2 separate regions of the Homo sapiens genome follow, and region 1 is linked to region 2. Evidence: chromatin contacts called from ENCODE Hi-C or POLR2A ChIA-PET data. All regions are on one chromosome and are shown on one strand. Each heading gives the region's core, a stretch centred on a gene start or an enhancer-like site at or near the end of the contact. The rest is flanking DNA. Distances are from core to core; before and after follow the strand shown. Region 1 overlaps MTCH2 (mitochondrial carrier 2). Region 2 overlaps CELF1 (CUGBP Elav-like family member 1).

Evidence for each region. A loop is a pair of places that touch in the nucleus more often than their neighbours do. ChIA-PET counts read pairs that join two places held with the same protein, here RNA polymerase II (POLR2A). Pooled maps may share reads with other maps.
Region 1: a pooled map shows a loop between it and region 2 (2.8-fold over the local background). The contact joins two enhancer-like sites. A Hi-C loop is called at or near these places in 2 of 168 maps with a recorded cell type or tissue (Right ventricle myocardium superior and naive thymus-derived CD4-positive, alpha-beta T cell), 7 of 37 single-sample maps with no recorded cell type and 7 of 50 pooled maps. POLR2A ChIA-PET finds 5 or more read pairs at or near these places in 8 of 52 experiments (H1, HEK293, HepG2 and 5 more).

Annotation. Positions count from the first base shown.
Region 1 is chr11:47,615,857-47,619,592 of GRCh38, forward strand. MTCH2 (mitochondrial carrier 2) reads right to left here. Exons shown (of 13, transcript NM_014342.4): 13 at 1,461-3,063. The coding sequence ends at 2,977. Among named protein-coding and RNA genes, the nearest start is that of C1QTNF4, 23 kb to the left of the region's middle. RefSeq lists a silencer at 1,697-1,756. Within about 2 kb of position 1,340, at least 2 of the 41 ENCODE cell types and tissues checked have a DNase peak (open chromatin) inside an H3K27ac peak, as active enhancers do.
Region 2 is chr11:47,514,024-47,517,813 of GRCh38, forward strand. The region is part of intron 1 of CELF1 (CUGBP Elav-like family member 1); the gene reads right to left. Among named protein-coding and RNA genes, the nearest start is that of CELF1, 37 kb to the right of the region's middle. Within about 2 kb of position 1,453, at least 6 of the 41 ENCODE cell types and tissues checked have a DNase peak (open chromatin) inside an H3K27ac peak, as active enhancers do.

The DNA.
Region 1 (3,736 bases), core at 90-2,589, 100 kb after region 2:
CTCATGATCCACCCGCCTCGGCCTCCCAAATTGCTGGGATTACTAAGGTTGCTTTTTTACCCTAGTATTTTTATAATGATCCCCCAAAGTTCCAGGAAACCCATACCTTCTTTATTTTTAAGATGCAGTTTCACTCTTGTTGCCTAGGCTGGAGTGCAATGGCACGATCTCAGCTTACCGCAACCTCCGCTTCCTGGGTTCAAGCGATTCTCATGCCTCAGCCTCCCAAGTAGCTGGGATTACAGGCATGTGCCACCACGCCCAGCTAATTTTCCTCCCTTTATTTCTTTAAAAAATAGAGACAGGGTTTTACCATGTTGCCCGGGCTGGTCTTGAGCTCCTGGACTCAAGTGATCCACTGCCCCCAGCCCACCCCACACTCTTCTTAAGTCAAGGTTTCAATGGTCACCACATACTCTAGAGGAACAGTTTGTGGCAACTTAGCTTGGTACCACAAAGGAAAACCAGTTTCACAAGTGGCTTACTAGAGAACCCCTACTTTTCTTTTTCTTTTTTTTAAGAGACAGAGTCTCACTCTGTCACCCAGTGGCACAATCTTGGGTCACTGCAACCTCCAGCTCCCAGGTTCAAGCGATTCTCCTGCCTCAGCCTCCTGAACTACAGGTGCGTGCCACCATGCCCGACTAATTTTTTTGTATTTTTAGTAGATATATTGGCCAGGCTGGTCTCCAACTCTTGGCCTCAAGTGATCCACCTGCCTCAGCCTCCCAAAGTGTTAGGATTACAGGTATGGGCCACCACAACCAGCCTAAGTTCATATTACTTACTGAGTTCATTATTTCTTGCATGTGTTTCTTTTTTTTTCTTTTTTTTTTTTTTAAGAGATGGGAGTTTCACTCTTGTTGCCCAGGCTGGAGTGCAATGGCGTGATCTCAGTTCATTGCAACCTCCACCTCCTGGGTTTCAAGAGATTCTCCTGCCTCAGCCTCCCGCATAGCTGGGATTACAGGCATGTGCCACCATGCCCGGCTAATTTTGTTATTTTTAGTAGAGACAGGGTTTCTTCATGTTGGTCAGGATGGTCTCGAATTCTCGACCTCAGGTGAACCACCTGCCTCGGCCTCCCAAAGTGCTGTGATTGCAGGCATGAGCCATTGCGCCCGGTCGCATGTGTTTCTTAATGGCACCTACCTGCATTTCCTAGCCCCTGAATATCTTTAGACTTTTATGTTAGTAGCTTATAGTAAGATATTATGGAGGATCATAGGTATAGGACTCTGACTAGACCTCTAGCTTGGATGCAGCAAGACTGAAACAGCTGGACTAGTATTTTGAGCAATCCTAGGCCTTGGAGAAATTTCTCAGCCACCCAACTTGCACAGGAAAAACTGAAGCCTTGGCGTCCTCTGGTGGTAGACTGGTTATCAGAGTCAGACATGCTTCTCAACTAGGAATAGGCAAGCATGAAAGTTCACAGAAGCCACAGGATAAACATGGCACATTTTCCCAGATCATCTTTACTTAAAGATTTTTTGGGAGAAAAAGGTAGGCAGCAAACATTTTTATATTAAAACAAATGCAGATAGTAATATTGAAATAGTATATAAAATTGACATTACTTTTTGAGACAAAGGAAGAGACATCAAAGACATTTTAAGCCGAGCTCCTCATGAGCTTCCTAAACCCCAGGGGAGGGAAGAGACCCCTGCATTCTCGTTCTGTCTAATATTATCAGTGGGGCTGTTTTGACAGAGAAGTCTCAGAAGCAGCGAATTAAGTGCTTACTCATTTGGCAATGTCCCAGTGAGTTATATAAATAAGTGAAACCACAGGCTTTCTCATTTTAGAGCATTTTAACCTGCTTTTTAGAAGGCCTGAGTAAACAGAAGCTTTATGCTTGAGTTGAATTTTATTTTCTCCCAAAGTGATTTTTTTCCTCCTATAAATGTTAACATGCTTAACTGAGGGTATGGCATGTGAGGTGGTCAGTGTCCTAAGACCCATGTCGACTTGGGTTGGCATTACCAGACATGGAGTTACAAATATACTTTCCAAGGCTGTCATCAGAAATGCAAAACTACTCACCTTCGGCAACAATAACAAAAAGGAAACAAAACAAAAAACTGAAGAACAAAAGATTATATATAATTAGAACTGTATGGTGTAATTTAAGCACTGGCAAATACTTGGCTCTTAAAGAAGGGGGTTACTCCTGCAGGATCTGCTTTTCATATTTTATGTGAAAACAAGAACTTCCTTTGAGGAAAAAAGTGCCATTATACTTCCTTTCCAAATCTTGCTTATTTTCTGTAATTGTCTTTTTCTTTGTTGTTGCTGACCCTTTATCTTATTTATTTTTTTTCAGGTAGCCTCTTGAACTAGAGTAGGCTCAGAGGCTCCCTGTAGGTGACATTTTATTACTTTGCAATAACAGACTGAAGGGGCAGATCCTCACACAGACTTTCTAGGGTAATGTAGCAATGTACTGTCCTTTTCTTGAAGTATGAGAGACAAGGTCAATGAAATGTGCTTAGAAGCATAATGGGAGTCAGATTCTGGTGCATGCTACTGACATTTTAGGGTCTACCCAAGAAAAAGTAATTCATAACCTCCCATATAGTTTAATTTAGTGATTTTGTTAAGTTTTACAAAATTATTTCTCATTTTTCTTGGAATTCTACTCTTCATTTTACAAAGCCTTAAATTGAGACTCAAAAATCACATGACAAAGTGCCTGTAGCTTCAGGAAAATACAACTTTTTTTCCCTTCTGGTTAAGTAAAATAAGAATTTGGAGCAAAAATATCCTAATTCAGAATAACTAAAGGGGGAGTATCAGTGGTAAGTTATGTTGTGCTGGAAAAAAGAACAAAAAAGGCAGACACCAAACACCTGAATTTTCCCAAGATTAAATGATTATTAAAAAAGCGCGCCACACTGTATAGAAATCAACATTCTCTCCCATAATTCTGTGCATCTGGGACTACAGAAATGTCACTGTCCCTGCCCCACATCTTCAAATTAACATTTTCAGGTCACAACAATAAGTCTTCCCAAAGGGGACCTTCCGGAAAAATAAGCTATTTCCTCGGCTCATATTCCCCTGGAAAACAAAACAAAACAAAACACAAATAATATCTAGCGAGATGAGATCAGCCAATCCAAATCAGCAGAGAGGTCCAATTGGGAGACGTGACTAAATCTAGGACAAAACTGGGACTATCACTACAGAACAAGGATTAGTATTCTCTGAAAGGCTGAGCTACTATGAACTAACTACAATTTCTCCTTATTAAGTTCTTACTCTGGGCAGACAGAACGCCCAGGTTGGATTCTGGCTTTGCCACTTTCCAGCTGGCTTAGCAAATGAGTCATGTAGAACAGTGCCTAACATTCAGTAAGTGCTAGCTTTCATTTATTTCTTTGTTTTTCTTTTTTGAGATGGAGTCTCGCTCTGTTGCCCAGGCTGTAGTGCAGTGGTGCAATCTCGGCTCACTGCAACCTCTGCCTCCCAGGTTCAAGCGATTCTCCTGCCTCAGCCTCCTAAGTAGCTGGGAAAGGAACGCGCCACCGTGCCTGGCTAATTTTTGTACTTTTAGTGGAGGTGGGGTTTCACCATATTGGCCAGGCTGGTCTCAAACTCCTGACCTCAAGTGATCCGCCTATCTTGGCCTCCCAAAAGTGCAGGGATTACGGGTGTGATCCACCATACCCGGCCTATTTATTTCTTAATGAAATGAAATCATGTTTCTAAGGACTACTTATAAAATCTTATA
Region 2 (3,790 bases), core at 203-2,702:
GTTCAAGCAATTCTCCTGCCTCAGCCTCCCAAGTAGCTGGGACTACAGGCGTGCACCACCACACCCAGCTAATTTTTGTATTTTTTAGTACAGACAGGGTTTCGACATGTTGGCCAGGCTGGAACTCCTGACCTCAAGTGATGGGCTCACCTTGGCCTCCCAAAGTACTGGGATTACAGGCATGAGCCACCATGTCTGGCCTCAAATACACAGAATTTTCAAATTCAATATTATACTAAGTATAATACTGCACAACCTACTTTTTTGCACCTAACAATGATAAACATTTTCTCGTAAGCAGCCATTATTAAAGGATCAGAGCCACAAATGGCCTAAAGCTTGACTCTGCCAATAGCATCCTTGCATATTCACAACCAATAAATAGAACTACCTCCCTAATCTAGCTCACCTCCCATTTAGTTATATGATCTTTCCATGAGTATATAAGCACCTAAACCAGAGGTCGTCTCACCTGAGAGACACCCTATTTTAGAGGCACTCAGATGAGGCAAACAGAGCATGCAAAAAACATTTTTAAAAATCTCTTTTTGGCCAGGCATGATGGCTCATGCCTGTAATCCCAGCACTTTGGGAGGCCAAGGCAGGAACATCTCTAGCACCCAGGAGTTTGAGACCAGCCTCGGCAACATAGCAAGACCCTATCTCTACAAAAAAAAAAAAAAAAAAAATCAGACAGGCATGGCAGTGCACGCCTGTAGCCCTAATTTGGATGCTGAGGTAGGAAGATTGCTTGAGTCCAGAAATTTGAGGCTGCAGTGAGCCATGATCGTGCCACTGCACTCCAGTCTGGCTGACAGAGCAAGACCTTGTTTCAAAAAATAAAATAATTTAAAAAATCTCTTTTCCTATTTCCTCCCCAAATGCCCACACACTGGGTGTAACTCTCAAATCCCCCGTATTTCCTCTCTGCTCCCCAAACAGCTTCCTACTGTGGTGAGAGCTGGGAGGTGGGAGGAGGAATCTAATTCTTTCTATAGTTCCTGTTTCTTTACCATGGCAGTACTGTCAACAATGGACAACAAATTGCTGGATGCAGCAGTAGCAATTTACATATGGTAGCTAAGCTAATGCACAGCTTTCTCTGGGCAGAATTACTAACGCTTCTACCTATCATTGCAGTTTGAACCCAATGTTCCAGGCACACCAGTGTTAAGTATTTGCCTGGTGGCTTCTACCTTCAAAGGCACAGGGAATGATACACAGAAGTAATACACAGAAGTGAGGGAGGTGGAGGGAGTGGGAGCTCTGAACCCACCGAGGGAGGGTGCTCGCTCCAAGGACTGTGACACCAGACAAAGTACCTAATTCAAACCCAAAGGCTCAGTCATTCAACCTTTCCATAATATTCATGATCACTTGCTCAAATCTGGCATGTTCTAAGACCACAGTTCCTTCTTAGTTTCACTGCCCTGCCATGAGGCCAAATCTGTCTTATCTAGTGAGTCACTACTGCTCCTCTTTCCAACTGCATTTTGATTTCAGCCCACTTGTGCAGCTCATCAGGGCTGCACCATATGTTAGTACCATGTAGGCAGAATGTGACTAATTTTTTTCTCAAGCCCTGTCAGAGCGACTTTTAAAATCACCTTATAATCTTGATGTCTCTTGCGGAGTCATTATAACACATAACCTTTGGAAAGGACTATAATTATTTTTCTGAGTGCTCAAAGGAGATTCTTCAGCATTTTCATTCCCATTTTTCAGATGAAGGAACTAAAGGGAAGATAAGGGATTAAGAGACCTGGGTTCCACAACCAACCACTGGGACTTGGACTTTCTTGAGTCACAGTGCTGTATTTGGTAAAATAAGGCAGCTTGTAAAATGCCTTTTATTGGGAAACTCAAAATATTACTTTGCCTCTCTTTATTATTTACTTATTTATTTTTTTTTAGATAGAGTCTTGCTCTGTCACCCAGGCTAGAGGGTAGTGGTGCAATCTTGGCTCCCTGCAACCTCTGCCTCCCGGGTTCAACATGGTGAAACCCTATCTCTACTAAAAATACAAAAATTAGCTGGGCATGGTGGCAGGCGCCTGTAATCCCAGCTACTTGGGAGGCTACGGCAGGAAGAATTGCTTGAACCCAGGAGGTGAACTGAAATCATGTCACTGCACTCCAGCCTGGGTGACAGAGCAAGACTCTGTCTCAAAATAAAAAATAAAAATAAAAAGAGAGAGAGAAAAGGACTGAATGGCCCATGGACCACAAATGTTTTTTGAATTGGTCAAGATCATAATAAGTGAGTGAAAGTAATGCTCTAATACACTGAAAGTAAAATAGAGATGACTTGCAGATTTAGCTAGTATCACCAAATTCCCCCGAATTTAGTTTAAAAGGAAGGCGAGCAGCTGCTTCCACCTCCTCTAGGCAACCTGCCTCTTCTCCAACAATAATAGCAATAATGGTTGCTACAGCTGATAATTAAGCTCATCTCAAGAGGGTTTCTTAAATCTTCCGGGTATTGCAGATCCTATGTTTATTCTAGCAACTCTTTAGGGTAATTGCTTGACTGACATTGCAATTATTAGGCCTCCCCATCTCCATTAATAATATTCTCTTTTTTTTTTTTTGTTTGAGACAGAGTCTCGCTCTGTCGCCTAGGCTGGAGTGCAGTGGCATGATCTTGGCTCACTGCAATCTCTGCCTCCCAGTTGTAAGCAATTTTCCTGCCTCAGCCTCCCCAGTAGCTGGGACTACAGGCCCAAGCCACCAAGCCTGGCTAATTTTTATATTTTTTTAGTAGAGACAAGGTTTCATCATGTTGGCCAGGCTGGTTTTGAACTCCTGACCTCAGGTGATCCACTTGCCTCAGTGTCCCCAAGTGCTGGGATTACAGACATGAGCCACCACGCCCAGCTCACTAGTATTTTTCAATGGATAATATCACTTGCAAAATATAAAAAGGGATAGTATCTCATCAATATTGAAAACTGAGCTGAGCACAGTGGCTCACACTTATAATCTCAGCACTTTGGGAGGACTGCTTGAGCCCACAAGTTCCAGACCAGCCCAGGCAATATAGTGAGACTTATCTCTACAAAAAAATTCAAAAATTAGCTGGGTGTGGTGGCACGTGCCTGTAGTCCCAGTTACTTGGGAAGCTGAGGCGGGAGAATCACTTGAGCCCAGGAGGTCGGGCTGCAGTGAACTGTGATCATGCCACTGCACTCCAGCCTGGACAACTGAGAGAGAGCCTGTCTAAAAAAACAAACAGAGAAAAAAAAAAAAAAAAAAAGACATGCCCTTTGAATTCAGCAATCCCAGTTCTAGAAATATAGTTTACAAATAATCTTGTATCTGATGTATACAAAGTATGCAAAGGGGCATTCATAAGAACATTGTTTACATCAGCAAAACCTGAAAACATATGCCCATTAATTGAAGGCTATTAAATACAGTATAACCATACAACAGAACACTATGTAGCTATTAAAGAAAATAAGGCAGCTAACTGATCAAGACGTATTCATATAATAAGAAAGGAATTACACATGGCTTGTATATGAACAGAGTATCTCTGGATGGATAAAGAAATAACTGCTAACAGTAGTTGTAGAGGTGGAACAGTGGTTGAATTGTTTACATGTGAACACGTTACCTATTCTACAGAAATTTTTTTTTTTTTGAGACGAAGTTATGCTCTTGTTGCCCAGGCTAGAGTACAATGGCGCAATATTGGCTCACTGCAACCTCCGCCTCCCGGGTTCAAGCAATTCTACTGCCTCAGCCTCCCGAGCAGCTGGGATTACAGGCACCTGCCACCAAACCC